Regions from separate parts of the Mus musculus genome. Here all the other regions are linked to region 4. The links are chromatin loops, found by intact Hi-C in ENCODE. Cell type or tissue: left cerebral cortex. All regions are shown on one strand. Links, peaks and the distances in the headings refer to the core of each region. The heading gives the core; the rest is flanking DNA.

Region 1 (6,358 bases), core at 396-5,395, 96 kb before region 4:
TGAGGTATGATAATGAGGTTCTGTAAGGTACTGAGAGTATAACCAATCAGATGTGAGACATGCAAATGAGGTATGATAATGAGGTTCTGTAAGGTACTGAGAGAGAGTAGCCAATCAGATGAGGAACATGCAAATGAGGCTTAGTGCATAACCAATCCGGGTGTGAGACACGCCTCTCCTAGGCCTATAAAAGCAGCACCAGTTCTGGGCTCGGGGTCTTTTCGCCTCTACAATCAAGCTCTCCCAATAAACGTGTGCAGAAGGATCCTGTTGCAGCGTCGTTCTTCCTGGCCAGTCGAGCGCGCGCAAGACTAGTTGGTGGAGTCAGTTCCAGAAACCGAAGCAAATGCAAATTGTCAGGTTCTTCTAGGGTAAGAAAACTTCATGTATGCAGGAGAAGGAAGAGACTCACTCATTGTTGACACCAAAGCACAACTGAAGTTCTCTTAGCCATTACAGGGTACTCATATACCCTGGCTGAAGACTTAACAGTTATTTACTTAAAACCAGATCAGAGAGCATGGAATCTAAAGAAAGAAAGAAATCTCTCACCCTGGACTGAGTCTTAGCTGCTAGTAGATTAACCTGGGAAACTCCAGTATAAATTCAGATTGGGAAAGCTAAGATACCCATATAAAACCTGTTTTTGTACTAATGTTCTTCCAAAGGAGTGGAAGAATAAATTAAATATTGGTAGACATAAAGGTAGATAATAAGAATCATTGACACACAGCTAGCCAGAGACACTATTCAGTAAAAAATACTAAAACAGATCGAGAAAGGAGGTTGGGCATAGTGACAGAATGAATACACTGAAATGAATTAAAGGAAGCAACACAATAGTAATTCGGACAGAACTTCATTAAATGAAAAGAGTCTGACAGAAAAAAAATATCCTAAGAGCAATAGTTAAATAGCAAGAAGAAATTAAAATCATTCATCCAGAATTGAGATAATGGACAAATGAGCTTGATTTATTGCTGGCTATTTATTTACTGCTGACTATTGATAAATTTGATTTACTGTTAGCTATTCTATCTTCTTCCATAAGAAAATAGAATTCAAATATATTGGTATCAATTTAAGTATACAGATAAAGGAAGTGTCCTGTGACTTATATAGGGTAGTGTGATTTTGAGTTACTTGGGAGGAAGCCAAATATATTAAATCAATTTTAAGAATTTGTATGCTTAGGAAAACATTAAAATTTGAAACTTCCAGACAGGAAGACAAAAGGAAGAGGAGGAAGAAGAGTAAAGGGAGGAGGAAGAGGAGGAGGAGGGAGCTAAATAAAGAAAATGAAAACATGTAACATAAAATAAACCCAAATAAAAGAATAATCAAAATAAATATAAAAGTTTTGACCATTCCTCTAGGAAGATTACCAGCCTAGATTTTTCAACATACTAATACGTTTTCCAATGGCTGTACCTAAAATATGACTCAAAAAGGTTGAAACTAAGGAAATGGAAAATGAAAGTTAGTCTTTTTTTAAGATATTTTCTTTATTTACATTTCAAATGTTATCCCCTTTCCTAGTTTCCCTTCCAAAAATCCCCTATATTAACATGATAATTTAAATATTCAATGACATTGAATTCAAGCCAAACAACATAAAAAGAAACTTTATGTAGTAATGAAAAGAACAGTCCTTTATTTGAATGGCTAACACTCTGACTTGAAATATAAAGAAAACCTTACAAAATTATGAGATAAAATTGAAAAGTCTACCATCCCATTCAAGGTTTGAAAATATCTACATGAAAAGCCAATGTAGTCAGAAGAAAACATCCATTTCTAGTCTAAAAGCACACAAACATTAAAGCTATTTATAGCTAAAAACAGGTTGCAAAGATGTACACTGATTTTACCCAGGGTCACAAAGTTTGTCTGAGTCAGATACAGGATGAAAATTTCCAGCTCCTATGACTAACCCCCATGCCTATACCATCTTACAATAAGCTAGAAAGGAGAGGTTTTGCATTTGTAGACATGGCCAGGCATTTTTAGGCCCATGGGGTAGTGCTAATGAGACATGTCTATATTATCATCATGTTCACATTTTGTGGGTCCCAGTTGCCTTTTCAATAAGCTTTTCCATGTCTTTGTGTATCTTGCTGCTAATTATCCATCTTTGATTCTATTTGAAGAAGCACTCTTGATCCCCTGGGGTGTTCAAAGTTCTTACCCTTTATATCTTTATTGTGATTTGGAACTGAACTGTTCTTCAAACTCCATATCCTAAGGGTGTGGTCATGAGTCTATGACACTACTGAGAGATGATGTTAAACTTTTAGTAGATAGTGCCTATAGTAGGAAGTGAGGTGGCACGGGTATGGCTTAAAGAAACAAGAACCCTGTCCTCCTTTCATCTCTCTCACCCTTACTTAGGGAATCATTCTACTACATTCTTTTACATGGGGTTAGTCAAAGGAGCTTGGAAATGATGGTCAGTCTTGCCACAAGCAACAGGACAAACTAGATATATATTAAAATCAGTTTCAGAAATCCACACAGTCTGGAAGAGTGCTCAAGTGGTCTTTGTTTGTGGACTGGGCGGTGTGGGAAAAATGAAATGTCAGATTCTTTACCTGTAATCTTCACTTCCAAGTTTGCCTGGACACCTGGCTGAGGTTGAAATTCTGCTGGGGATTTATTTTTCTGTGCTCTATGCCTAATTTCTCCCAAGAATATATTCTCAATAGCTCCAGCTATACCTGAGCTCTTAACTTGAGAGATTTGTATCTGTTATGTAAGTTTCCTCTGAGACAGAAACATTCCATCCTTCAGGATGCTCCTCCAACAAGGAGCTCCTTCCTCCATCAGCTCAAAATGGCTTCAGGAAGTTCCTGAAACTGACCAGACTCATTGGTTGCCCCTTTTTGCCAGAGTAAGCTATAAAAGCAGAGAGTTCTTCGCAAAAGAACATGGCTGAGTTACAAAAAAGACTCAGGCCAGACCAGCTGCCAGCGAGAGAAGCAGAAATCAACTGACCTGCCTGGAAGAATTTTAGGTCAGAGTCACTTGAAAAGGACATTCTACAACCTATTGAGCTGCCTACAGGTGGAGCAATATGTTCCGGGTTTCCAAGCATTTATTTGCTGTTACCCGTGCTAGGGTGGGCTTTGGTGGTGTAACTGTTTTTTAGTCTTCTGATCCTGTAATTAACCTCTTACCCATACTCCTATAAATAACCCAAATAAAAGTTGTCATTCACCAAGATGAACTTTGATGGCATCCATACTTCAGTCTGCAGTGAGTAGACGTGCAGCATCTCCCTAGGAAAAGCTTTTGTCACACAGGAGCATCTGGACCACACTAACATGAATTTAAAAGAACAAAGAAAGTAGGACATGGAGCTAGGGAAAACATAGTTTGGTGGCTGAGATGTTTTTTCTATTCTATCTTTGGAGACTTCCAATTTTACTGGGCACTGGAAATTGTATGTATAGAATGTCTGCAAGCAAGGTAGAAATAAACCTACTACAGAAGTAGACTTTGGGTAAAATTTTAACTGAACAGCACAGCTTTCTGTCCTCAGCAGAAACTTATTGAGATCAACATTAGGCAACTCCAGAAAATTCTTAGTTTACAGTTCTTTAAGGTGCTATTTCTCTTTCATTCTTTCTCCCCCTCCTCTTCCTTTTCTTCCTGTTCCTCCTCTACTTTTCCTCCTTCTCCTCCTTGCCCCTCCTCCACTTTTATCCTTTTTCACCCTCTATCAAGACAGTCTTCCATCCCATCTTGGCACCTAACATGCAAAGAAAACTTTCTCTGGGCCATAGGTCATCATGCAAGCAACTGCTTAGATTTCCCAATTGGTTTGGGGCATTTTTCTTATTACCTTTTTGCTTGTTTTTCTATAGTGGGATTTTATTCTGTAAACATTAGATAGTTGAGCTAACTTCAAGTTTATGGGCTTGCACCACCACACTCTAATGATTTATCATATGCATATGTGTGTGTAATATCACCCATCCACCCCTCTTTCCCATAATTTATCCAATTTTTAGCCTTTAGCTTGTATCCTTCTTTGTTGGGTTTTATATAGAAATTGAAGGCCAACCTAAATAAGGGAAAAAAATCCCATTGCCTACTGTGATTTACAAGGATAATCATATAGTAAAATACTTGCAATTTCTTCAGTGCATGCTGCATGCTATTTTGCAGGAAAAAAAAAAGAAAAAAATCAAAGTTCTACTCTGAAGATTAACATCCTTAGACTCTCATGACTAATAACTGCGTAAGCCTTACCACAAACAGATGAAAGATCAGGTGAGTCAGACATGAGCTCAGACCTCCTAGGTAGAAAAAAAAATCACAATCCTTTCTGAACTAGATTTGCTGGCCCTGGTTCTAGCGCTGGAGAACCTTGTTCTTCTCCACCTCTGCCCTGATTAGATGAGAGCTTAAGGCACTAATGCCTATCCTTAGCCTGCTTATTTCCCCTGCAGATAATACCTGATACTCAACATATTCCCAGCCTCCCAAACCTGCCATTTTCCCCAAAGACAGAGACGAGGATTCTTCCCTGAATTCAAATTTCTTAGGCTTCGAAATCATGCCTTCCCTCTGTCAGCTGAAACATATTTCCCAGAATTAGAGCCCAAGACAGGGAAAATCTGAAACACATGATTTATTGAGAAAGGGAACTTAAAGCACATTTAATAGAGGGAGAAGGGGAGGAAAAATAGGAAGTGTAGGGCAAGAGTCATGTGAATATGTGTGCCCAGGGAAAATCTAAACTTGGTCTCATCCAGAAAAGACACGACAGTATAAATCATTAATCACAATGTCACCCCTGTGGTGCACACCTCAAGGCAAAGGAGGTGTCACTTTGACTCTATCAGTTAATCATTGCTATAGGTTTGGATGGGGGAAATGTAGGAATTGTGATCTAGGCATCAACTTAGGTCCCTTTGAGGTCCTCCATCAGCCTTCAGAAATGAAGACTCACTCAAATATCTACTACCATCAAAACCCCGGGTTCTAAACACAGAGTATGAGGTGGGGGAGAAAATCAGCATTCAAATTCCCTTTTTTGCTAATCCCACCCCCTGATTCTGGACTCTGCTGGAGTCCCTCACTCAAGCTATCCAACCCCAGATACTTTATCTTTACATACAGGCAGGATCAACCACATGGGCGCCTAGCCCTTTATTAGTCTTCTAAATCTTTGTTGACAGTTACCAAGACTCCCCAGGTGCAGCACAAAAGTCAACAAGGAAATAAAACAGCAGCTGGTTTATTCCATGGGGATAAAACTCCCTGCTTGAGTAGCATCTGGGTATGTGCCCACAAACCTCAGGGCACTGCTAGTCCCCAGGGCTCAATGAAGCTTCCATTTTAATCTCTTTTCCCAGCCTGTCTGTGTACACAACACTTCTCCACATCTTTCAGCTCCTTTGTACCACTATGCCTTAGGGAGCTACGGCAAAAGTGAGCAATGAACCTGTTCTACCAACTTTGACAGCCTGGAAGGCAGACATTTGATCCAACTACTTGCTGCTACCTCCAACAATCTCTTGGCAAAACCTCTACCATCTCTTTCTGTTGTTTCCTTATTCCAAGGCTCATATCATCTGATGTTAAACCCCTTATTGTAACAACCCCAATAAAACTCTCTAACCAATCTTATCATAAACTAAAAAGTATTCAAAGGAAGCCATGCAGAGGGCCTGAGAAAAATATGCTCCCCATTGTCACTCCTGCTTGCTCATTTAGGGTATGGTGTTTCAAACCACATTTTATGGCACAAAGGTTAACTATCCTATGAGGGTGACAGTTTTGGGTCCTATTTGTGAAAACTGCTTCATTGCTGAATGATCCAAAGAAGCAAGAGATTTAAGATCTCTTGCATCAAATTTCTCCTGTCAAAGAATGGTACCTAATACATAATTGCTGTGAGACTGACAATAAGCAATCTCTGCATTGTGGCATTATTAAACATTAGTTCTAATTCACATTCCATCCAATGAAAATTCTTTTGGATGGAAAGATGTAGGTCTGTTTGTCTCTGACATCCTATTATAGTTCATTAAAATCCTATCCATTAGGTAGATATGTAGTGAAAGAAAGAAACAGAAGAAAGCTCATGAGAAGTTGTATGTGGCATATTCTACTGAATAGTCACAGAGCCACAACTAGGTAGAGAAGAGTCTAAACAATGTAGTCTAGTTGTGTGCCCAGAAAAAAAAAAAAAAAAAAAAGGAGAAGTGGACCAGGAGCCAAACAGATAGGTTGAAGAATACCAGCGCCCCAAGATGGGCTGAGCATTGTCTCCAGACTGAAAAACATAAGAGATTTAGAGTAGCCACAGGGGTAGAAGAAACCAAGAAAAAGCAGGTCTGGTTCCAAA
Region 2 (6,358 bases), core at 914-5,913, 110 kb before region 4:
TGTACATGGGAATATTCTAAATGTATTTAAAATTATGATCAATAGTTTAATTAAAAATAAATATCATTTAGCATCCAAAGCTAAGCGTTCTTATAAAAGGTAAGATCTGAACCTGACTATTTTTAGGAGGGTTTCTGCATACACATGCATGCACTGGGCCAATATCAGAAAGAAAATAGCTTAAAGCTCCCAAGCATTACACATGTACTTATTTTTCTGTTTTCTTTTCATTTTTAAATTTTTATAGGGACTGGAGAGATGCCTCAGAGATTAAGAGTACTGACTGTTCTTCCAGAGGCCCTGAGTTCAATTCCCAGCAACGACCTGGTGGCTCACAACCATCTGTAATGCGATCTGATGTCCTCTTCTGGCATGTCTGATGACAGATACAGTATACTCATATAAATAAATAAATCTAAAAAAAGAAAACTTTATAGATCCTTCCCCATGAACATATATTGCTTATATAATTTTTTCATAATATCTTTGAGGAAAAAGTTATTCCTTTCTACTAATGGCCTTAAAATGATTTGTTACTTTAGCCCATGTGAACTTCAGTTGTTAGATCTTGTCTGGGCTGTGATCAAAGATATCAACTTCCAGAATAATGCCTTTAACTCTTCTCTCCTCACCACCCCCCCAGACAACCCTGGTAACATCTGAGGTCAGCCAACCAATCAACCAACCATCATGTAATTAATGTTTATAAGGTTCCATTGTGTGTCAGGTACTGCCCTAGGCTCTAGACAAAATCAAGAATAGTTCCAGTGTTCCTTGAGGGAACTTAGTAATAAAAGAAAACCAACAAAAATGCCATCTTTCAGCAAGACAAAAGAGCAGAGACTCATGATTCTATGAGATTCTTTAGCTGGAGATTTGGATACAAGGAAGTGGGCTGCCTTCAAGATGTGAACTTCAACCTAATATCCAAAAGATACATGAGAGCTAACAAGAGCATCTGATTGGTTAGATTAGGAAACCAGGGCTGCAGCTCTTTGTACAAAAGGATGTAGCCATCGTTTTGTCAAGCCTTAAATCAAGTGTCCTAAAATAATAGTGTGTGTGTTGCAGGGGGTGGGAGTGGGGAACTGTATTGGATTAAGGCCTGTAAGAAGACACAGGAGTTCAAAGGTGGCCACCAACAATGGCTCGAGCAGTAGGCAAGGGGTCCTGACATGAACCTTGGGCTTGAATAAATGAAGAATTAAACAGAGCGATCAGAATTATAAACAATTAAGCAGTCCTGGTCAAGAACTTATCTGGTTGTCCAGTATCTCAGTTTGGGCTCTGCAAGAATAGCTGAAGAAGTCCTTATTGTTTTAGAGGACAGTTGATTTTCAGAAGAGAATTATTCATGCCTCTAGCATAGTGGGTAATTGCTATCATCTGGGGAGTGATCGTCCCATGAGGTTCTACTCTTGCTAAATCCAAGGTGAATGCAAGTTTTAGACAATGACTAAACTATATATAGTTGCAAACTATACATAGTTATGTTAGCATACTCCCCTCATGTACCTCTGCTTTCCACTTTCTCTACCCTCTATCTGATGAGTTCCTTTTGGTCACTTAGATTTTCATCTACTCTCACGCTGTAAGATTTCATATATCTGTATAAAATGAGAAACACGCACAGCATGTGTCTTCTTGAAACTGCCTTGATTCCCTCCAGTTACATTCATTTTCCTCAAGCAGCATGGTTTCTCTCTTCTTATGTAAATGATACTCTCTGGGTTTGTTTGCAGGGCAGCATGGAGAAATTAAAGGGATGCTTCAGCCCATATCTCTGAAGCCTCGACCCTACCAGTATGTGCTCCAACTAGGTTTCTATTCAGTTAGACTTTCACAATTGACCCACATCCTCACCTTAGCTTTTACCCCAATGATAGGACATTTTTATTGCCTGCAAAGATAGGTTACCAGTGAATAAATTGATCAACTGATTATCTAACTCTACTAACAGAAAGGCTTCCTTCTTTCTTGTGTGGTGCTAAGAGCCCACTGCAAGTGGTTCCAGGAATGGGAGTCAGTCCCCCCTAAACATCAGATTCAACCAAATATTTGAGCCTCCAAACTGGGAGCAGATTTGCTGGGACGCTGAGGCCCTCTAGTGGCTATCTTGGGCTCACTCTCTCTGGAACGCTAGTTCTTCCTAGCCTATTAAAATTTCAACCAGCTCTTGGATTTTAAAAGGAAAATAAACAAATCATTCTTTTGCTTCTCCCTAAATATAGAAAGCTAATTTAGGGCTACTTGGATTCTCAGATCAAGAAATTCACCTGGCCGCTTTGCTATCATCCAGTTGCTTTGTGTTTTAAGGAGCTTGGAAGAGCATGTCTGCTTTTGTCTTCAAGGTCTAAATGCCTTCTCATCCCAGAAATGCACAAAGCCTCTAACTGGTTTGAGTCTGCAGATGAGGCAGGTGTACAGGCCTGGGGGCCATGATAACTTTCTTTTGACTCCAGTCTTCGGAGGCAACCTGGTCAGTGACAGGACCATGAGCTATTACTATGTCTTATGGCTTTGGTAAGTAGGCGAGCTCAGAGTGCAGCCTGAAACTGGTGCTGTCAGCCCTTTCGTGAATCGATTTCCACAGTCCCATGGGAAGCTTTCCTAATATAATTAGCCAGCATTGTGGTTGTATCACCTTCATCTGACCCCTGGGAGCTATAAAGAAGCCCATCATACTCACCTGGCTTTCTTCCCAACCAGACAATTAGGCCATTGGCCAGGAGGAAGCAGAAGAAGAGGAAAGGCCTCCATTTCCATATCTGATGACATCTGCTATCCCCTGGGCTCACAAGAGGAAATATAGGCAATGGTACTTTACTGGGCATTAGTATCTTTTAGTTTACAAGCAGTATCTTTTTCGTTGCACAAATGAGGGCATTAGCACGCATTTATCAAGATCACACAACAAAATAAGCAAATAACTCGTCTTCAAACCCACACTTTTGCCAGACCTGCATCTTATCCCACTAAGCTTTGGGTTTCAGGCCCCTGACTCAAAGATTCATGTGACCATGCCTCCTGGGCAGTGGGTAAAGTGTATGCCTATCCAGAATGTCTCAAAGCAATCTTGCTTGAAATACTATGTCCAAGAGTCTCTGCCTTGCGTGTGCAACCTGGAGCCTTCCTGCTCAAAGCACAATAGTGGACTTTGCAGCATCTGGAATCACTCCCAATTAGCCAGTCCTAACTCCCTGGATGAGGCCTATCCCCAGAGCATCTTGTGCTCTCAGACAACCTAAATTTCTTAATGGAGGTTTTGGGCCAGGAGAACTGAGAGGAATGTTGATTGTGGCTTCTTTAGCCAGCTCCCATGGTATAAGCCACATCCAATTCCAAGTGGCCTGAACTATGTGTATGTCCATCAGATACACTAGTGCTCAGGGGGTGAATTTAGCTCTGCTGTGCACTGAATAAGATGTGACAAACATTGCCTGGCAGTGGCTGAATCATGTGCTATAAAACTACCCTTCTGATGTAAGTCCCTCTGTAGCATGGAGAGGGGCCTGAGTCTGCATGTGGTGGAAGAGTAAGAGGTCAGCCTAGGGAATGCCAGCATGACAAGATGAGAGAGGAAGACAGCATTCCTTGCAGAAATTCTTCAGGCTAACAGTAAGATATCGAGGACCCCAGCCCTGACAGTCACCATAATGCATGCAGCTGGGGTCTTAGTTCTGTCTACTGATTCAAAGTACCTCTTTGCTTAGCTTCCACAGAGACATGAGGTTGGCTTGCTTCCTCATTAGCACATTATTTATAGTTGCTTTCTCTTTTATTTTTCTTGTTCCATTCATTTTGAGGAAAATTATCGAACACTAGAGGCACTTCGTTTACATAAATAAGGGTGTCATGTTTTTCAGAAAAGACTGATACGGCTTTAAATCAGCAAACCTAGACTCTAAATCTGTGCCAAATCTCCTTGAAACATAGGCAAGAGGGCCCCACCTGAAGTTCACATTCAGGGTGGTTGAGTGGGGCTGGCACGGGTGCACATCTAGCCAGTTCCTGGGGGTATGGCGCTGCAGAGCTAGCTACAGCAAGCAGAATCATTGCTCTAATCTGTCAGAATTTGCTTTAATTACACACTTACACTTGTGGTTTTTTATAGAGCTTTTCATTTGTATGAAGCTCTCTTTAACCCTTGAATCCTGGCATGAGGGAATTAAAGGGATATCAGAAACCAAGATACAGAAATATAGGCCAAGGATCTCTCCCAGGGCCGTGGAATCAGCCAAGAAGCAAAACCAGGACTGACATGTTGCCTCGCTCTGAGCTGGGCTGTTTACTCTGCATTCTGCTGACTTGAAAGCTCCACATATTCTCTGGCTGCAGCATCTGCAGTATTCTTGGTGAGCTCTCCATCTCAGGCCAGCTTTGTGCTAAGAGTCCCTAACAGACACATATGTCACCAGCACAGTCTACGAGAACGTACGTACAGGCCTCCTACCTAACAGCTCTGGGAAAACAGGGCTTTGGAAAAAAACAGCAGCTGTGCTGGGCCTATGGAGGAGAAACAGCACAATGACTATCCAGTAGCCTAGACAGGTGACTCGGCCCAGAGGCCCTGAACACAGGAATAAACCAAAACACTGCCAAAGCTGGCACCCTGGCTCTCCTGGCACCTCAGAGGAGGTCATGGAACCTTTCTGTGCCTGACAAGATTATTATATTCAGGGAAAACAATTGTTTACATGGAAGAGAATAAGCATGAACGAACTATAGATTTAGGATAGAGTTTAGTCAATTTCTACTGTATGGCAAATAACCCAGTGCTTTAAAAGACAATTATCCATCACAAATCTTTGAGGAACAGGAGAAATGTGTGCAAGGTCTCTCCCTAAACTCTAATCTACTGGGTTGTCATCTGGGCCATGTTCATTAGCCAATGCAAACCCAAGTCAAGCCACCTCTGCTTGGGAGGACACACAACTTTTTTTTCAATTTTTATTAGATATTTTCTTCATTAACATTTCAAATGCTATCCTGAAAGTCCCCTATACCCTCCCCCTGCCCTGCTCCCCTACCCACCAACTCCCACTTCTTGGCCCTGGCATTCCCCTGTATTGGGGCATATAAAGTTAGTAAGACCAAGGGGCCTCTCTTCCCAATGATGGCCCACTAGGCCATCTTCTGCTACATATGAAGCTAGAGACACAAGTTCTGGAGGTACTGGTTAGTTCATATTGTTGTTCCGCCTATAGGGTTGCAGACCCCTTCAGCTCCTTTGGTGCTTTCTCTAGCTTCTCCATTGGGGGCCCTATGTTCCATCCAATAGATGACCATGAGCATCCACTTCTGCATTTGCCAGGCACTGGCATAGCCTCACAAGAGAGAGCTATATCAGGGTCCTTTCAGCAAAATCTTGCTGGCATGTGCAATAGTGTCTGAGTTTGGTGGCTGATTATGAATCCCCTGGTAGGGTAGTCTCTGGATGGTCCATCCTTTTGTCTCAGCTCCAAACTTTGTCTCTGTAACTCCTTACATGGGTATTTTCTTCCCTATTCTAAGGAAGAATGATGTATTCACGTGTTGGTCTTCCTTCTTTTTGATTTTCTTGTGTTTTTCAAATTGTATCTTGGGTATTCTAAGTTTCTGGGCTAATATCCACTTATCAGTGAGTGCATATCAAGTGAATTATTTTGTGATTGGGTTACCTCACTCAGGATGATATCCTCCAGATCCATCCATTTGCCCAAGAATTTCATAAATTCATTATTTTTAATAGCTGAGTAGTACTCCATTATGTAAATGTACCACATTTTCTGTAACCATTCCTCTGTTGAGGGGCATCTGGGTTCTTTCCAGCTTCTGGCTATTATAAATAAGGCTGCTATGTACATAGTGGAGCATGTGTCCTTCTTACCAGTTGGAGCATCTTCTGGATATATGCCCAGGAGAGGTATTGCTGGATCTTCCGGTAGTACTATGTCCAATTTTCTGAGGAACCACCAGACTGATTTCCAGAGTGGTTGTACAAGCTTGCAATCCCACCAGCAATGGAGGAGTGTGAGGACAGACAACTTGAATGCACACAACTGGTAAGTTATGGCCATGTTTGCAGTTTGCCAGAGAACAGTTTTCATGGTTCAGGCGACTCTGAGATAAAAGGGTGAAAACACAGGATTCTGCCTACTTGCTTGAAACAAAATGAAAGAAAGACTGACAGGAGAGGAGAAACTGAGATGCAGAAAGAAAGCAGGCAGAGGACAGGACAGGCAAGTTAGCTCCGTGTTTAAACAATTTGATCTTACCGTCTACAGGGATCTTCCAACAGCTGGTGTGAGACCGAGGCTTTGCTATTAATATTACCCAATCCAGGAAGGGAGCTGCAACATTGCTCCAGCAATTCACT
Region 3 (6,358 bases), core at 718-5,717, 90 kb after region 4:
TGTGAGCCACCCATGGTCTAGACCAGAGGCAATAATGGGAAAGATCATGTGATGCCTAAAAATAATGAAAAAAAGAGAGGAGGGTGTGAGTCACTGCTGTTTGGGAGGCAGGAAAAGGAGATCCGAAAAAGGAGGAGAATATAAAAAGAGCCAGAGTGGAAATAAACACTGGTTCTGCAGATGAGAAGCCAAAGGGATCACCCCAGGCCTCAGGCCTCCAGAAGCTGCAGAGCTAAAGCAAAAGAGTGATGGGCAGAGGAAAGCCTGCACTCACCTGACTCACCCACAGGGACGTGGGGCCTGAAGCCTTGTGAGCCACATTAGTCACCAGTCAGCAGCATCAGTGTCCATTTCAGGGCAGGAAATACTCTCTTAGTGGCCATTTATACCTGGCACTGTGGCAAACCCAGGGAATTGAAAAATGAAGAAGGTCCCCAGGGACTTAAAATTTTAAAAAGAGACTGATCTAAAAATGATCATATATAAAAGAATGTACAATAAACACATCTTTGCCAATAACAGAGCACTTTGTCCGAGGACTGAAGGAAGATAAATGTCAGCTCTCTGCTTAAACTGCAACCTAGAAGTGGAAGGAGAAGAAATCTGAGAAGCTTCCTGTAAGAAGTGCCATGTAAGCTGCAGACATAGGAGTCATCTTGATGGAGTCCTGGGAACAGGGCAACTGTGCCAGAAAGCACAACTGTGTGATTTTCCTACTACTATGGGATGCATTACTAACCAGGTGCCTTAAGGTCACACAAATGCATTCTTTCTGGTTCTAGAGCCTGGAAGTCTGAAGTCCAGGTATTGGCAAAACCAAATTCTTGAAGGAAGTTCCCCTCTAAGCTTCTTCTGACATTTGAAAGCTGTTAGAATCCTATGGCTGTGGCTACATTACTCTAAGCCTACCTACCTGTTCACATGATCTATCTGTGTATCAAATTCCCCCTGTCTCTAAATTATGAAGACTTTTCTGATCACACAATGTGATCACATTTAGAGTCCACAAAATATCCCAGATAATCTTTTTATCTGAAGATCGTTTGGTAGACACATCTTCAAAGACCCTCTTTTCCTATGACAGTAACACTTTCCTGTGATTAGATCTGGTGTCTTCAGCAGCCCCTTCTACACCTCTGTCTGAGACCTAGTACGTAAAATGTCCCAAGGTGTGGGCATTTCAGTATCTCCAAGCTTAAGAAGATATGAGATGTGAGGTAAGCAGATATCAGGGCATGAAAGACATTATAGATAGCTCAGGATTTTTTTTTTTAATGGACTTGCTCAGGAAAGCATCCATAAAGGTTTTAAGTGACAGTGAGGTGGTCAGAGTTTCTTTCCTGGGAATTATCCTATATTTAAATAAAGTAGGGTAGAGATCTCCAAACTAAGGAAAACCACTAAATCTTTTATGGAAGTTTTCCTTATATAGTCACAGGTAAACTATAGATATGTAGTTACAGAGGGAGAGAGCCAAAGGCTCTCCAAGAATCCACAAGGTCAGACTTGATCACTAAATGAGAATGCTGTGGGTTTTTGAAAAGAAAGGTTAAGGCCCTAAAGGGCCTAGCAAGCATATACATAGTACCTAGAAACTGTGTATAAGACAGTCTTAGGGAGATGGGAAAGAAGGAGAAGAAGAAGATGATATAAGGCTGCTTTTTCCCATAGACTAAGAAATTAAGTGAAAAATGAGAAGCATGTCATAGCAGAAGTCTCCTGTAGTTGACAATGCCCTCATGGTAGGCAGGGCTAAGAAAGTCACATCACTCTGGAGATGATGCCCTGTCCTGGCCCAAGGCAGACTGCTGCCATTAACGACTGACTGGTATCAGGATAACAAGTAGAAGAATTCTTAGTTCCACTCATAATCTGTAGCTCCCCATGGAATCTGGCACAGCCACGGCCAAGACCATAGCTTGTTCTGTTCCTGCCCTAACCTTCCTCCCTATTAAGATGTCTGAGAACACTACCTACAGAAACTCCTTGCACCAGTTCCTACTTTAGATCTTAGACTCTACTGTAGGGAACCTGACGTAAGACCACTTCCGGTCATACAGCACTTGGAACAGTCTTAGCTAAGAGACAGGACAGCAAGCTTATGCTTGAACACAGAATCTATGAGTTCTAAGAGAAAGTTAATTCTATGTATACTAGTAGGGGGGAAGAGAATTTTAGCAACAAGACTCCTCTCTAGTGATTAGACACCAAAAAGTCTCATGTCTCTACTAAGCACAGCATTTATTTGCCCATATCCCACATGGTGTTGCTTTTCTTTCCAAAATGCATCTCACTATTGCTAGCATTCAGTAGAATTTCAACACAGGCTGACAGCTCACATGTTTCTAAGTTTATGTGGGCTCTAGAGTTTACAAAGCACTGTACATACTCCAAGCATGTTTCACAGACTGGTAGCATCTTGTCCTCTGAGAACTAGAGATGCTAAATTCCATGTGTGCTCCAGACTTACTAAGTGAGACTGTCTTGGCTGGGGTCAGCAACCTGAGTTTTAACAAGATCTTAGGATTATTCTTAGGACATGAGTATTTGAGGAACATTCATACAAATCATCTCCTACAACTCATTGAAAGGTAGATTGGCTGACATGAAATTACAGGCAAAAAAAATGCAATTGCAACAGGAACCAAACATTCATATACTTATGAAAACACACACACACACACACACACACACACACACACACACAGCTCTGACTTGTTTACATGCTATAAGAGTACAAGGTTAGGCCTCAGCAGAGACTCTGAAACCTAGTCCAGCACTTGCTAACTTGAATAAACCATTTATCTCCTTCAGCCTCTGTTTCTTCATCAATAAAATGGAAACAACGCCAGGGCTAGTTCACACTAACTTTATGAATGATTAATCCAAAAATGAAAAAATGAAATGCTATGCAATCTTAAAGGTAAGCTTATATCTATAGACTGTCAACTAAGTCTATAGCCTTTTGATGTTCTATTGGGTCTATAGCCCTTTAATTAAAGCATTCTGTTCCTACTACTGTTTGCTTAGAAGTTGTAGAGGTATTGATTCCTTCTTTTCTCTAATAATGTTTAAAAAATATTGTTTTCAAGGGCCCACATAAGAATATAGAAATAGAAATAGGAGAAATAGAAAAACTAGTGCTTAACTGAGAGATCTTCAACAATTGATCATGGATTAAAATGCTAAGTGTTGACCTGGGAGCCAGGTATAGTTATTTGAGTTAGCCAGAAATGTATGGGATGTGACTCAGCAGTGCTATAAGTGTCTCCTGTTCTCAGACAGGAAAGCCTGGATCTTGCTCATATCAACAGCAGGCATATCCATCACGGGGGCAATGAACGAGATTCTTTCCTCGTCTCCAGTAGAACTGTCTGCTGACATCACATGGTAAACTACATGAGATGGACCAAAGGACAAAAGGACAGGCTTTTCCAAAGGTTGAAAGCTTCTCAGTGACAGCCAGAGACAGGACCAAGATACAGCAGGGACCCACATGGTTAAGAATGTTGCAAATACGTGTCTATCACTGTCAGTTAAGGAAGCCAAGAATTGATAAGTATTTAAATGCTGGACAGTACAAATGGCTTAGAGTCTAGAGGTATGCAAAATGAGATCCTCTGCTCTCTGGCTAGTTTTGTTTTGTTGTGATGAAATTAGTTTTATGACAGCAAGAGATAGACAATAAATGATTTCATTCTATGTTAATTCTCCTAAAATGCAATTATAGGTACTTCCAAGTAACTAATTACACCATAACCTGGGGAGCACTCCCTTCAGAGTACTATAGGATTTCTTAGAGAAGCAGAATGGCTATTAATATCCTGTATAAACCATTCAGCCACTGTAGCAGATTTAGGGGCAATCTTTTCACTCTGAGGTTTTAGATTTCTTTACTGTACCAAGATATAAATTTTGGACCCTTGATGATATCAATGTAAAATTTAATCTCATTTGGGACAAGGGATAAGCATCTCCATAATTTCTAAAAAGATAAACAGCAAGGGACAGGATGTTTTAACAAGCAGAGCCTTTAGCAGAAGGTCTGCAGATGTTGCCTGCTTCTTTCCATCACTGTGGCCTGTCTCTAGGACGGTGCCGAAAGCCTTGAGACTACTTACTCAAAAAACAGCAGATAAAAGTCATGGTCAGGCAATCCCATCTGCTTCCTTCAAGAAGAAACTTTACAATGTTAGTAATGTCTGAGCCTTAAGGAATAAAATTTCCTAAGGGTCTCCCACTTAACTCAAGCGGTGTGTTCTTCCTCTATGTAATCTTGGAGCTGATGTGGGGGTGGTGCAGACAGCTGGACGCCCTGCCTGTGCTGGCGCATCACAGAGATGGAAAGGTACCATCTGCACCACTACTCTTGCCGATAGGACGTGGCAATGCCAAGCTGCGAGTTCCCAAATGTTCCATCTGGGTAGAACTGAATTCCTCCTTAAAATAAAAAAAGGAAAAACATGTTTGACATATACCTCTCCGTGTGATCATCTCCATAACCCTTTCTTAATTTCTTCAGTGTTCTCTTTATGGGAAGTATGACATGAACCACCAACAGCTAGGAGCAAAGGTTCCATTTGGTCTAGCTGATTTATTCTCAATTTTCTTATGAATTGAGAAAAATTCTCTAAAAAACAGTTTCCATATACAAAATACCGTCTCACACATCAGAGGAAAATATACTGAACAGATTCGTAAGTAGACAGATAGAAGGGGAACACCTTACAGTCATATAGTCAGAAAGCATGAATTCATCAGGATGCTCTGAAATGCTTGTATTTCCACGCTAGAAAGACCTGGAATTAATTTTCTTTCCTACAAACTACTTTGGCTCTGAGAACATTCTAAGTATAATAATAACAGCAATTAGAGGCACGACTTGAAATCAGAGTGACTTGCCTTTGAAGCATTGAGAGTAAGAGGGAACAAGAATACTCCTGGAGAGCACGAACATGCCTCTCTCCAAGTACAATTACAGATTTGAGATCTCTCGTTATCTTACCATGGCAACTTTCTTACTTAATTTCTCAAGTGTTGAACCTTTGTCATTTTGTTCCTTTAGGGGAGTCTTTCAACTGCTTCCCCTGGATTCAGCTCACATCATTGTCTTTGGTACATTCCTCAAAGCACATACCACAAGCTCACATCCCTAGACCAAGAATTACAGCAAAAGCTTAGAAAAATTGGCCCCACCCTCAGCGTCTTACTTAGCTATATTATTTATAGTTAATGAAAACCAAGAATCCAAAGGGTCAGTGCCAAATCAAAAGCAACACTTAGGTCCTCTGCACTATTCAATTTTAATAATAGTTGCTAAATATATAGTCTGCTGAAACTTCAGGGCATACAAAGACTAAAGAAAACTTCTTTCATTCTAATGTGAGAAGTTCACAATGGAGAGAGAATAAAATCCAAGTTACTAAAAAGTAGTTTTAACTATGCTCACCAGAGCAACAGCATTAGCATCGCCTGGGAACTTAGGCATCTGAAACAGCAGCAGCTCTCAGGAGCCAGAACTCTGTGCTTACCTGCTTGTTGTTTGATTGGTATAATTTCCTCAGGTGACTTTGTTGTTTTCTAAAGGTTGAGAATCAGCATTACAAAGTGATATAACACAAAGGAAAAAAAGGAGAGAAAAATTTAAAGGAAAAGAGCAACTGTTTTTAGATCGTTGTTAGGGAGTTTTTTCCTGGATCTTCAATATACATGAAGCTCTAACTAAGACACTGAAATGCAGGGAGTGAGGGTGTTCCAAGGGAGCGAGCTGTAAGTGAAGTCATAAATTTTAAAAATATATCTTTTATTAATTGATTTTTCTTATTAATTATTTTATTCATTTACATTTGAAATGTTGTCCAACTTCCCAGTCCACCCTCCACAAACCCTCTACCTCAACCCTCCTCCCCTTTGCCTCTAAAGAAGGTGCTCCCCCACCCACCCATCCACTCCCACCTCACCTGTCTAGCATGCCCCTTCTCTGAGGCATCAAGCCGCCACAGGACCAAATGCATCTCCTCTCACTGAGGCCAGACAAGGCAGTCCTCTGCTACATATGTAGCAGAGGTCTCAGACTAGCCCATGTATGCTCTTTGGTTGGTGGTTTAGTCCCTAAGAGCTCTGAAGGGTCTGGTTAGTTGATACTGTTGTTCTTCACATGGGGTTGCAATCCCCTCAGCTCCTTTAGTCCTTCCCCTAACTCTTCCATTGGGGTTCCCCGGGCTCAGTTCAGTGGTTGGCTGCGAGCATCCACATCTGTCTTAGTCAGGTGCTGGTAGAGCTTCTCAGAAGACAACCATGCCAGGCTGCTGTCTGCAAACACAACATGGCATCAGCAATAGTGTCAAGGTTTGGTACC
Region 4 (6,358 bases), core at 882-5,881:
TATCTAATGAAGAGTCAACCTCTATGTTATTAAGCAATTTCATGTCAATGCTTAGAGGCATGATGTCCTGTCACAATGATGGAATTCTAGTATTTAACCAATAATTCCCCAAACCAGACATAGTTCTACATCATTCTCTTGAGACTAGTGCACACAAGATAACAGACATATAATATGATTCTTGAAAGACTTCATAAAGGGTAACTATGATGTTGTTTGCAATTGGTATGTTCAACTAGGCTACCATTTCTCCTTCCCTCCATCCTTAATTGTTACAAAGCTCTTCTTCTCTACCTGGCCATGAGCACATTCAGCATTGGAGATACTTTAGAATGCATGATTCATGTATAAAAAGAGCCTAGCCTGCAACTTATGAAAAGACTAATACTACAAGTTTTTCTCTTCTGCGGACTCTTATTTTAAAGGTGTGTGTGTGTGTGTGTGTGTGTGTGTGTGTGTGTGTGTGTGTTGAATAGAGAGAAAGAAAGAGGACTCTAGAGAGGGAATCATGAGAGGAGAGGAAGAACTCTTAAGGGAGGTGGAGCAGGTAATAGAAAAAGTAATGAAGCACATGTAATAGGAAAACAGAAAGTGAAACTAAGTAGAGGAAGAAAATTAAGCAGATGGGGGTGTCAGGGGAAGATCATGGGAGAACATAATGAAGAGAGGGATTGGTTGAAAACAAAGAATAATTACACATATAGATGAATGTGATATAGTGAGACCCATACTTTGTATACTAACTAGGAAAATCAAGGCTATGATTTTGATAAATTAAAGAAGGGGAGTGTGGGAACACCCAGCCCTCAGTTGTGGGCAATCATCATCCATTACAGAACACTTAGTAAAGAACAAAGTATTACTGAAAACTATAGGTGGATAGTCTTTTTTTTTTTTTTTTCTTGACATAGTAAATCAGAAACAACTCATGTTCCTGGATCTCTCACAAGCGATGTCCCTGTTTCATGGCTTTGTGGAACAATGGTAGCTTTGAAATTTAGACCTAGAACATTTCATCCTTCCAAGAGCAATTGTGTGTGGGTACTGGTTAGGGATTGGGGACAGCTACAAAAACATACCTAGAGAACAGCGTAAACAAGTCATGTGGAAAGGAAGCCAAGGAAGTAAAGTGGCTCATCTATTAAAGATGTGCTCTTTTTCCCAAGTCTTGTGTCCTTCAAAGATTTTGGATTATTTGAGGGTGCCGGGTATATCCCAAAGGAGAATGTTAACAAGCATTTACAAGCTGGGTACTTCTAAACTACTTCAGAGGTGACTTTTGAAAATTCATACAGTATTTTGCAAAACTGATACAGTAAAAAATAACTTCTAAATATGTTAAGACAAACATCATTGGCATCCTTGTTTAGGAAAGCCTCACCTTTTAGTACATGACAGGGAATGCAGATACTCATTACTATTATGGGAATAAATGGCAAATGAGTGTTCAGCCCTAAAGAATATACTTTTACCATCCCCTCTAAGGCTCAGAGAACACTGGGGAAGTGGGAATAGAAGGACTAGAAAAGCCAGAAGATATGAAGGGTTATAAAATACCATCTATGGAGCAAGAAAGAGCCATCAGAATCATCAGCTCGCAACAGCTATTGACACATGCACTATGTCTGCAAACGAAATGAGCCTGTGAACTGTCAGGTATGGATGGAGGAGGGATCCGGAGCCCTGTCACTCACTTCTGCACTGTTTGCTACCCTCAGGCTCAGGGAATGGAGAGAGCATCCATCTCCTTCAGTTGTGTACTCACCGATGACCTTATCAGGCTCCACTGAACACTTCCAATTCAGTGATTACACAGATAGTCCCCAGGGAAACTAAATGGGCCCCAAAACAAAACCCATAGTTGTGAGCCAAGAAAGAGAGTGGTAGGAATATGGAAGAAGAGGGAATTACAAAGATGATGAGAAGGTGGAAGAGAGAATAATCAGAATACAATATATGAATGCATGAAATTGTCAAACAACACAAATAACAAAAACATACTTTTATGAAATTGTAATTGTCAAGCCAACTAACAATCTTTGGAGGTTTTTTTTTTCTCTTGTTTTCTGAATTTATATTTATCCATGTATTTATTCATTTACATTTTGGCATTTTGGAACAAGGTCTTACTATAAAGCCCAGGCTAGCTTCAAACTTACTGTATAGCCCAGGCTGGCCTTGAACTCACAATGAAGCCCTTGCCTTAGCCTCCCACTTGGCTATGAATCTTGAACTTTGTATTCCAAGAATAACCATTGCAAATTAGAATGCTTGGGGGCATGGTATACCAAAGAGCTTTCAGAGACTGCATTAGCATACCATACATACCCATTAATCACAGCAGTGAGTTCCTTGGCATCAGGAACTACACATACTGGATCTTTGTAGAGGGGACTCAGACACAGCTAAATCATTTCGGGGCAAAATTGTCTTCACCTTGCTTCTCTGTATGGGCCAAGTCATTGTAAACCCAGAATAACATAAATCTGCTGGCCGGGGACTGTCAATCATCACCACGGGAGTTTTTGTTTGTTCTGCTTTATTTTAATGAAACAATAGAAACAATACGATATTCAAAGTATATTAGGGACTATCTTGCTACACAGGAAAAGCTTTTACATTTCCAGGGTATCTTAGATTAGATCTTAGTGATTCCCAAGCATAGAGAACCTCTTATCATCATTTTGTGAAGGAGCATACAGATATGAATAATGCTGTCACCTCTTTCAGAGGGGCTGTTGGTATTTTCTGTGGCTCCATGAGTCAGTGCGACTCTGTCTTCCTCTCTGTAATTTCTGAAGTTGTCAGTGTGAGGAATCTTCAGCTAAAGATTCAGAACACCAAGCTCTTCTCTCCGGTGCTTGCCACATCACTTTTGCCTGCAGAATGAGGCTCCCTCAATGACGTACTTAAAAAAAAAAGGGGGGGGGGGGAAATCCCCTGCCCCCATTCTTTCACAAACTTTCTGCCTGAATGATTTCTAGTTGGAGGGCCCTATACATATTTTCTTTCTCCTTCTTGTAGGGTAGTTTGTCTGTCTCTGCCAACTCTGCATGCTGCCTTTTTTTTCCCAAGTCATATCATAACTGAAAAATATTACATTCTTAAGCCTATTCCTGCGAGCTTTATTATAATGAAAATATGAGCTGGAATGGCAGCCTAGTGAGGGCCAAGCATATTTTTTTCTGTCGTACAAAAATTTAAATGTTGAATAACTCAGTAAGCAAATTGCAGCAGCAATATTTCAGGAATCCGGTTTTAATCAAAACCCAAACACCATCATCATCGCAAACATTAAGATTTCAAAATATCCTTTGGATCTTGGTATCTGTTAGAAAAAGGAAATTCTGCTCCTCTCCTATGTACATCCACCCAACCCCCTCCTCCCTCAGCTCCCCGTCTGTCTTCGCCTACAATTAAAAGCTTTATTACCTAAGCTTGCCTTTAAAACCAGCAAGCGTGGTGTGTGTGTGTGTGTGTGTGTGTGTGTGTGTGTGTGTGTGTGTTATCGAGACCGGGGCGGGGGGCGTTTACGCGTTGCTTTTCAGATCCAGTTTTAAGTGTGTGTGTGTGTGTGTGTGTGTGTGTGTGTGTGTGTGTGTGTGCGCGTGTGTGTTTCTAAGAGAAAAGGATTTTCCATCGCCCAAGAGGCCATCAAGTTTTAAGATTGCGAGGCACGACTTCTAATCGCATCCTCCGCGGAAAAGTACAAACAGTTCCTGAGACGAGGTCCCCCACCTCCCACGCGCTCCCCAGCTCTCCCTCCCTGCCTAGAACCCGGACAACCTCCCCAACACCTGTGAATCATCTAGAGGCTGCACCACCGAACTATTTGCATATCGCCGCCTGCCCTACCCAGCTCCTGACTGCTCCTGACGCACGACAAGCAAAGACAGGATTATATTGTGTGGTTATTACTTCTAATCTTTCATCTGAACCAGCAGAAGTAGACATTCTTGCTCATACCAGACCCAGAGGTTCAGAGGGTCGGCCACTGAAAGTGCTTGTGCAATGAGTGACCCTCCAGATTTCAGTACTGTCCTAGCCACCTTCCCCCCACCCCCACCCCCGGATGTCTGGACACGTTCTAAGAAACCCGAATACCGCTCTAGGCCCAGACTGCAAATTCAACCCGCCACAGAGTCATCTATAAGCCCCGGGCAAACAACTCGCAACTCAAAGCCCTAGCCCTGCAAACCCAAGCTAATAGGGCTAACTAGCTTCCCTCTCCCTTTCCCCAACTCAGGTGTTATCTCGGTGATAATTGCTCTGACGTACTTTAAAAGAAAGTGTGAGCCTTTCCCAAACTGGCCATGATTAAATGAGAACTCTAAACCTGCAATGCTGCTTTAATACAATAATTTTCATAAAAATAGCAATGTGAGTAACCTGGTCACGAAAGGAGCTGGTGAGAGCGAGAGCTGAGGGGAATGCCTCTTCGGACCCTCTTCTCTGGAGAAAATAAATCACAACAGAAATCTATGCCAATCCCTCACATCATTACCCTTCTATTCCTTTACCTTCCTCTCGTGTCTGTGACTCAACCAAAGACAAATCATCAGGGGAACGTTTTACATATAAATATGTATATGTTTACATTATTATAATTGTATATACATTCCAAACACACGTATTTACATACATATATTCACATATGCATGCACACGTAAGCAAACGCATAGGCCATCAGGAAAACAGTCGCAAGAAATATGTATTTCCCAAGACGGTGCTAAAATGGAGTCAAAAGAATCGCTCCATTTGGGTGTTTATAAAAGATTGAAATAAAAAGGGTTGCTGCAAAGCGCTCAGGGAGCTGAGTCAAGCGCTCCGCACCTCCCGGCTCCTCCCCTACCGCCCCCAGCCACCTTCCTCCCTCCGCCCTCCCCCATCACACTTCCTCCCCGCCCCTCGAGGAGCCGGCTATTAAAAGCTGCTGACGTCAAAGGAACGGCCATCTTTGATGAGGGCAGAGCTCACGTTGCATTGAAGAAGAAACCTCGGGGAGGTCTGGAGCTGTCTTTCCTTCCCTCCCTACCCGGCGGCTCCTCCACTCTTGCTACCTGCAGGGATCAGCGGACAGCATCCTCCGGAGAAGACAAGGTAAAGAGCCCCCTCCCCCGATCCAGGTCCTAGCCCTGTATGGCTGCATACACAGAAGGGACTGCAGCTGGCAGCCCAAGTGAGCCTGGGTAAATACAAGTATTGGTGCACTTAGGGTGCGGTATTCCCTGTGTGCATATCTACCTAGACTCTCGCCTGGGGCTGCATAAAAGTATTTTCGAGGTGAGCTGTTTGGAGAAGGAGTGAATGGGGACACTACAGATGGAGTGGTGGGAAGAAATAGCGAGGATGTGTACAGAATAATAACTTACTCTTTTGAAGCAGCCGTGGGACCCTCTTCCATCTTGCGATGCAGTTTTGAGATATGTTTAGGTTATTAGGATTGTGGGGTTTTTTTTCTACCTGTAGTCTAAAATTTAAAAGCAAAACACGATCTTGTAGTTCGTTCCAACCCTATGATTATGACTGTAGTGTTTAGGGCACTGCTACCCAAGGGAGATGAGAAGGCAGGGTGTGGGCGCTGGGGAGGCGAAAGGAGAAGGGGGGCAGTTCCCTCCCTGGGCAAGCTGAGCTGCGGCAGCGGCAGCGGCAGCAGCCTCCATGCCCCACAGACTTGATTTATGCCGCCTGCCCCAAGTCAGCTACAGGCGAGCATGTGCTGCAAAGTGGGAGAGCTCTGGAGGTTTGGTGCGGTGGGCTAGACTAGTGGGGGTGCGATGGCGGGAGCTCAGCACCCTGGACAGGAGTGCTCGGCGCCCGCGTCGGCGCCCTGACCTTTCAGCACCGCGGACAGCGATCCGGCTGCAGCGCCGCATTACCTGCTGCAGAGATGCCTGGCTGGGACTAGAGGCCAAATTTTCTCTCTGAGATCCAGGTCTTATAGAAAGTCTTAATAGAGCTCGCATAGTAGATTAAAAGAAAGACAGAAGAATAAATCCTGTCAGCAGGGATTTATTTACAGACAATTGCCTGCTCTCTTCCTCACTTCCCACGTAGCTTCAAGAAAAAGCAGACTACTTGTAGAAGCCTTCTGTATTTCTTCCTGTGCCTTGGTTTAGACAAAAACAAAACAACAAAACAAAACAAAACCATACTTTTAAAAACGGTCACTTATCCTCCATTACGACATATATACTGTAATTTTTTGTATTTAACACAGGGTAGATATATCCGTTGATATTAGGTGGGCTCCAGTGGGCTTATAAGATGATGCTAGTACTATCTATTTATAGGACAGTTCCTTCCCTGTGTTTTTTTTTAATATGGGTTATCTGAACTAGTTTCTGGAATAAATCCC
Region 5 (6,358 bases), core at 642-5,641, 180 kb before region 4:
AGATTCCCTTTGGAAATCCAGAAATTTTTAAATTCCCATTTGCTTCTCTCTAAGAGGATAAAAGAATAAAAAGAAAGTGTCTGGCATTGCTTACTCATAGTGTTTGTTGGTTTAGAACTTGCATGGAGCCTCTTGTCTTTGGAAATCTCTACATGAGATGCAGTCACCATCTCTGTGTTCTGGAACACATTACACAGAGATGGTAACTGCTTCTCATTTGGAGTTGCTTGTGCAGACCTCTGGTCTCCTGATATAGCCTATTATATTTAGGTAGAGTTCAAGAGCTAAACTGTAACAATCTCAGCCATCTCCACTCTCCCCTCTCCAGCCACATACCCTATTTATAATTCCTGCAGTTTGGAATGGGAGAGTAAGAAATCACACATTTCATAACAAATCTTCAGAGTCTCTCCTTGATCAGCTGGACTGTGGGATGGTCTTGAGAAAGTCAAACTTGACATCTCCAGCATCACTTGTAACTGTATGCACAGATACCTTTTTGGAAACTGGGTGCTCTGCCCTACCCTGTTGCCAGGACCTGGCCTCCCAGGTCCTCAGAATAAAAATCTACATGTTAGCTAAGATCTCCAAATAATTAATAAGCACTTCAAAGTGCCATTTGGCCCGTTTTTGAGCTGTCAGTGCTCACAGAAACTAATTAAAATAAAAATTTAAAGATATGATTAAAATCAAATGTATTCTCAGCTAAAAACCAAGTCTGAAAGAGGCTCTTGGTCTCTAGGCAAAATTAATAAAGTGCCAATCTAAATATATCTTGGTTATTTTCCAAAAACTTAAATAATGAAATGAAAATGTTTCAAATTTTAAAGAAGAAGAAGCAATCCTTCACATATAAAATACAAAGGAGACTTCATCAAATGTTCAATAAGAGTACAACGCCCATTCACTGGAAGGAAATGGATGGTGTTTGAGGGTAGCAGGAAACATTTCTGGTTCTCAGAAAAAAAATCTTCATACCAGGAATTCAAATCATAACTACAATACATATCAGGGTAAAATAAACATATTCACAGATTGCAAAATTCTAGAGAATCTAACTTTCAAGTATCCAGCTGAGGCAAATTTTGGAGACACAACTTTCATCACAAGCAAATGACTCAGACAGAACTATTAATGGCCTAAAATGAAAAGAAGAAGATACAGTTGGACATGATGACACGTGCTTGTAATCTCACTTAAGATTGGAGGCTAAGTCATGGGGCTTGTTTGAAATTTGTAAGGTTTAGGCCAGTCTAGACATTTTGAATATTTGAATATCTGGAATACTGATTTATTTATTGTTTTAAAGCAAAGAAGTTTTCAGTTTAAATAGTTGAACCACATAGCAAAACCAACCAACCAAACAAACAAACAAACAAAACAAAACAAAAAACAAAAACAAAAACCCCAGCCAAGCCCCTCCCATACATGTCTATAATCAATTTTTCATCATACTCCTGGGAACAGAGTATGTTGTCATTTGTTCCTCCAAAGTCATCACCCAAACTTCATAGCTTAAAAAAGCAAAAACCATTTCCTGATTTCCGTGGCTTCATCTTCTCTGAAAGTTGAGCTGGCTTTAAGTTTCTCCTGCTGAGATTAAAGATGGTGACCTCCAGATGGCAGACATAGGACAGCCAGCAAGACTACCGCTGAAGGATCTACTTCCTAGATGTCAAGCCATGGCTGTTGACTGGAAGCTTCAGTTCCTCACTGTCCTCAGATCAAATATTCCAAGGGTTAGAAGCTATGGTGACTTTTAGGACCTCATCTCTGATGTCCCACTGTTCTATCCTCTACAACATATTGGAAACAAGATATATTGGGTGTGCAAGCTACTTGAACTGCGTGTTTCTCAATGGAGAGGTAGAAGATAGTATAAACAATTCAAATTACCTCAATATTATCACTATTTTTACAGCAACACAAAATTCCCATCTTTTTCTCACATTTATATGGACAATCAGAAATGTTGCTGGAATAGCCAGACTTGAATACCAAAACCCATCACCATGACTCTACCCAGGATAGAAGATATGCTACTTACATAGCAGTGATAGACCAAAGTCAGGACTCAGGGGTGTCTAGAAACAGCAGCAGGTAAAGTAAAAATCACTAGCAATACAAGAAAAGCATAATTGAGTATTTTTATTTTAGAAGAGATATAAAAGAAAAACATTATTGAGAATTCTTATTTCAGAAGACTTAATATATTATGAACTGAACCAATTTAAAAAGAAATCAAGTATAGGGGACAATAGAATAATAAAATAAAGTTGATTAAATATATTCATTTCATTTCCCAGATAATGTAATTTTAAATATGTTTTATGAATTATTTCTTAAAATCAGTAAATAGTCCCACTATCTGATTATTTATTATGGTAGTTTGAATATGCTTGGCCCAGAGGGTGACACTGTTAGGAGGTGTGGACTTGTTAGAGTAGGTGTGGCCTTCTTAGAGGAAGTGTGTTACTGTGGAGGTGGGCTTTGAGACCCTCCTCCTAGCCATTGGGAGACAGTTTTCTCCTGTTTGTTTTTGCAACAATATGTAGAACACTCAGCTCCTCCAGCGCCATGCCTGCCTGGATGCCACCACGCTTCCTGCCAGGATGGACTAAACCTCAGAACCAGTAAGCCAGTCCCAATTTAATGTCCTTTATAAGAGTTGCCTTGATCATGGTATCTCTTACGACAATGGAAACCTTAACTAGAACATTTATCAAATGTAAATTATTTCAAAATGATCAACAGTTTAGTTAATTGAAAATTAAGCAACACACTTCATCTTGGCATCAAGGAGAACACCACAAGTAGCATAACCATTCAGCATGAAGCAATTAAAAGACTACGTAATACTAAGACCAGGAGACATGGATGAAACCCTGTTCAAGGAAAGACATATATAGCCTTTAGGACCTATATTAATAAAATTCCTCAGAGATAAAAGTTTCTAGCCCCCAAATTTGTTTTTTTTGTAAAGCATATAAAATGGATGATTTTATTGAGATAATAAAGAAACGTAGTTGAATTCAATGAAATTAAAAATAACAAAATACATTAGAGAGGATATATAATAAAAGTTCCTTCTTTGTAAAGATCTATAATAGAGCAGAACAGCCTTTGTGGGTCTGATTAAAGAGGAAAGCTTCACCCATGATTAAGAAGGTAGAAGACACAACCACACCATCTGAGAAGCTACAAGAACTATGGAAGAAACTGTATCAGTCATATGTCAGTCAGCTTGAAAACTTGCACAAACCGTTATGAGTTACTGGCAATGATCTTTTTCATGCATAAAGATGTCAAATAGATGCATGAACTGGACATGGTGATTAAGAGCATATCATTAGAAATGCAGACCGAATTATTCCCTAGTTATTCTGTCTGTCTTTAAGTCATAAGTAATCCCACTTGATCTATTTCAGAATGCAAAAAAGAAAAGTCTTAGGAATAAATGAGACTATTCAGAAGAATCGAGACTCAAACTGTGAAAATGTGCTCAGCACGAGCTTCAGAGATATTTCTTCCCCATGAGATCCTAGAATAGCTTTTCTCTAAGCCGGAGAACGAGTAGGTACTTATCTGAATATAATTATGCACAAATTGTTCATATTCTAAAGGAATCATTCTTCAACCCTCAGTCAAGACATGGCTCAGAACTGCTGCGATGTAAGAGTCAAGGTAAGCGGCCAGTGGAAGTGTTAAATAGTGCTTTATGTTGTCCACCGATTCATCCCTCACGTCAAAATGATAGGACATGTTTCTATTTATCATTTGAAAAGATACCCAGTATCTGTTGTTATGTGATTGTTTTTTATACAATAAACAGTGTTTTAAGTCCTTGTTCCTTTCCCATAATAAAATAGTACATCCTGTAACAGGGGAAACATTAAAGCAACGGTGGGTTTTAGACGAGATAAATAATTTTGTAAAGAATCGTGACAAGAAGACAGCAGCAGTAAGAAACCTTTGACAACTTTACCTTGATCCTATGTCAACATACTTAAAACTCAGAAATTTTAGAAACTTTAGAAATTTTATTTCCAATTAACCATGCATTACCCACTGGCATGACTTTTGAGTTACCAATAATCTTCTAATTTGAATTAAATAATAGGCTATGCATCCACTACTTAAAGTTTGCTTTCCAGGCCAACAAAGAAAACTTTAAAGCTTTTGGTAGCAAATGCAGTTTACTCATGGAGATTAAGGGACAAGTTTTATAAACACATGTGAAATAATTTAATAGAATCAATTTTATTAATCAAATGTTTGGGGATATGTTGAAGATCAATAATAGCTGCTTATTTTCAATCAGGTTGGATAGTTTTAATTTGAGGATAAAATATTACTTAACATCAGATAAAGACAAAACAAGGTAGGTTAATGGACAATTTAGCCAGTGCTCTGATTTGTATTCACACTTATGTTGGTAGAAGCTAAGTGTTACATTCTGTCAGCCTCCAGTCAGTAGTTCTGATGTAATTACCATTCTGTTCCCTTGCTTCTTCTAAATGTTTCCTCTAAAATGTACCAGATTCAGAACTTCCTGCATTTCAGAATTAAACCTGGCTACCACTGATATCAGCTGTGTCACCAAGATAAGGAGAACAAGTTATCATCTTACTATTGTGTGCAGCCTATGACCCAGGAATTTCCCAGATAACAAAATATCCTTGAGAAATTCTTCAGCTTATTTTCTAAATGTTATGCACAAACATGGTCCAGAAGCTTTGCTTTAATGTCCAATATTGAAAATACCTTGATTATCCACCAATAGTAGTGTTGATTTAAACAGAGCACAAAATAGGAATACAGTGGGATAGTGTGCCATTGTCAAAGCACCAAGTGTGTGTGTGTGTGTCTCTGTGTGTCTGTGTGTGGTGGGGGTGGAGTAGGGGGTGGTAATGGTGGTATTGTTGTTGTTGTTGAGATAAGGGTCTCATTAAATTCAGGCTAGCCTCAAACTTACTATAAGACCTAGACTCCTGCCTACAGCCTCAAGTGTGTAGGAATCCTAGACATGAGTTGCTACAACCAACTACTTTCTCCATTTTAATAAAATTTATATTCTATCATAAATGCACATTATTTAGGGAACCATTCACCAGAAGAAACACATTTCTGGATCCTAGAGAACATTAAATAAAAAATTCAGACAGAGGACAGGAAGAAAGGGTACAGTATCAGGAAGAAATACACCGGGTCCAGCGGTAAAACTCGGCCTTTATCTTCTTTTCTTTCTTTCTCTACCCCTTTCTCGAGTCCTTTCTTCTAAGAGGTTTTTCCAGCTTTCTTTTTCTTTAGTCACATGCACATTGTGTCTTCACACTATTATACTGTCTATATATCCTTTAGTATCTTTGTGTGAAATAGTCCTTAAAATATTTTAAAACATCTCTGTGTTAATAAGTAGAGTGTCAGGGAGCTTTTAATTAGAAACTTTCTCGTTATTTATTTCTTCTCTCTCTCTCTCTCTCTCTCTCTCTCTCTCTCTCTCTCTCTCTCTCTCTCTCTCTCTCGACAGGGTTTCTTTGTGTAGCCCTGGCTGTCCTGGAACTCACTTTGTAGACCAGGCTGACCTCGAACTCAGAAATCTGCCTGCCTCTGCCTCCCAAGTTCTAACCATGAATGTTTGGGCTGGGATTAGGAGTGAACAGCTAAGAGTACCTGATGTTCTTGCAGAGGACCCGTGGGTTTGGTTCCTAGCACCCATATGGCAACTCATAGACCTTTGTAATTCCTCTTCCAGGGGATGCTTGGCCTTAACCTGTCCAAGTATGCAGCCAGTGGGTGAAAATGATGCAGAGGAGGAGCCATCACAATAGACTGCCCTCGGCTACACTCCTCTGTCAAGAGTAGCCTCACCCATTTCTCTAATGGACCACCCCCATCTTGTGGACCTTGTGGAGAATTTAAAGACATAAAAATGTGCCTGAAAGTCACCTGAACCACACAAGAGAAAGGAAGAAGGGAAGGGAGGGGTGTAATTGAAGAATATTCAGATTCCAAATAAAACACTCAACACAAGATACTGAAATTATGTCCCTGTCTTTCTACTGATGCGAAAGGGACTGAGGGCTGCTGAACCATCCTGCACATGGCGACTTAGATGCCTTTTGGAAAACCCTCATACATGTTTCAAATTTTCAAAATTTGCCTCCAGAAGGATAGGGGGGATGGCTCTTAAATAAAATTATTTCGATATTTATTTTCACTTATTTAATAAATTATTTTAGGGATGAATACTCAAAACTCATTTCTCTTCGTACAATTTACTGCATTTTTCACTTCCACTTAATTTTACTCAGTAAACTGTTGTGTATTTGATTGTTACTATTTACCATATGCAGCT

What was found. A loop is a pair of places that touch in the nucleus more often than their neighbours do. Peaks named below come from ENCODE experiments on the same cell type or tissue, not always from the same donor. Only the 100,000 strongest peaks of a DNase experiment are listed, where the experiment ranks them.
Region 1: it touches region 4 in a loop (2.7-fold over the local background); 2 of 42 quality-filtered maps call a loop at or near these places.
Region 2: it touches region 4 in a loop (5-fold over the local background); 9 of 42 quality-filtered maps call a loop at or near these places.
Region 3: a loop joins it to region 4, with 6 times the contacts of the local background. A loop is called at or near these places in 2 of 42 quality-filtered maps.
Region 5: it touches region 4 in a loop (6-fold over the local background); 2 of 42 quality-filtered maps call a loop at or near these places.

What each region holds. Positions count from the first base shown.
Region 1 is chr2:136,613,059-136,619,416 of GRCm38, forward strand. The region is part of intron 2 of Gm32659 (a long non-coding RNA gene); the gene reads right to left. Among named protein-coding and RNA genes, the nearest start is that of Ankef1, 84 kb to the left of the region's middle. In left cerebral cortex, for the core only: no CTCF peak of the experiment used is centred there; DNase peaks (open chromatin) are centred at 3,366 and 4,336.
Region 2 is chr2:136,594,560-136,600,917 of GRCm38, forward strand. The region is part of intron 2 of Gm32659 (a long non-coding RNA gene); the gene reads right to left. Among named protein-coding and RNA genes, the nearest start is that of Ankef1, 65 kb to the left of the region's middle. In left cerebral cortex, for the core only: a CTCF peak has its summit at 2,118 (motif pointing left); DNase peaks (open chromatin) are centred at 2,111, 2,369, 3,571 and 4,389; H3K27ac peaks cover 1,153 bases.
Region 3 is chr2:136,798,986-136,805,343 of GRCm38, forward strand. Gm39943 (a long non-coding RNA gene) reads right to left here and starts at 6,087. Exons shown (of 6, transcript XR_866770.2): 1 at 5,961-6,087; 2 at 5,532-5,580; 3 at 5,006-5,152; 4 at 4,247-4,440. It overlaps Gm46767 (a long non-coding RNA gene), which reads right to left. Exons shown (of 3, transcript XR_001783485.2): 3 at 6,223-6,312. In left cerebral cortex, for the core only: no CTCF peak of the experiment used is centred there; DNase peaks (open chromatin) are centred at 3,327, 4,330 and 4,980; H3K27ac peaks cover 3,736 bases.
Region 4 is chr2:136,708,501-136,714,858 of GRCm38, forward strand. Snap25 (synaptosomal-associated protein 25) reads left to right here and starts at 4,950. Exons shown (of 8, transcript NM_011428.3): 1 at 4,950-5,100. It overlaps Gm32659 (a long non-coding RNA gene), which reads right to left and starts at 5,838. Exons shown (of 3, transcript XR_375013.3): 1 at 5,373-5,838. In left cerebral cortex, for the core only: no CTCF peak of the experiment used is centred there; DNase peaks (open chromatin) are centred at 2,839, 3,410, 3,783, 4,127 and 2 more places; H3K4me3 peaks cover 2,487 bases; H3K27ac peaks cover 3,186 bases.
Region 5 is chr2:136,525,631-136,531,988 of GRCm38, forward strand. Gm32659 (a long non-coding RNA gene) reads right to left here. Exons shown (of 3, transcript XR_375013.3): 3 at 2,130-6,358. Among named protein-coding and RNA genes, the nearest start is that of Ankef1, 3.5 kb to the right of the region's middle. In left cerebral cortex, for the core only: no CTCF peak of the experiment used is centred there; DNase peaks (open chromatin) are centred at 3,514 and 4,544; H3K27ac peaks cover 170 bases.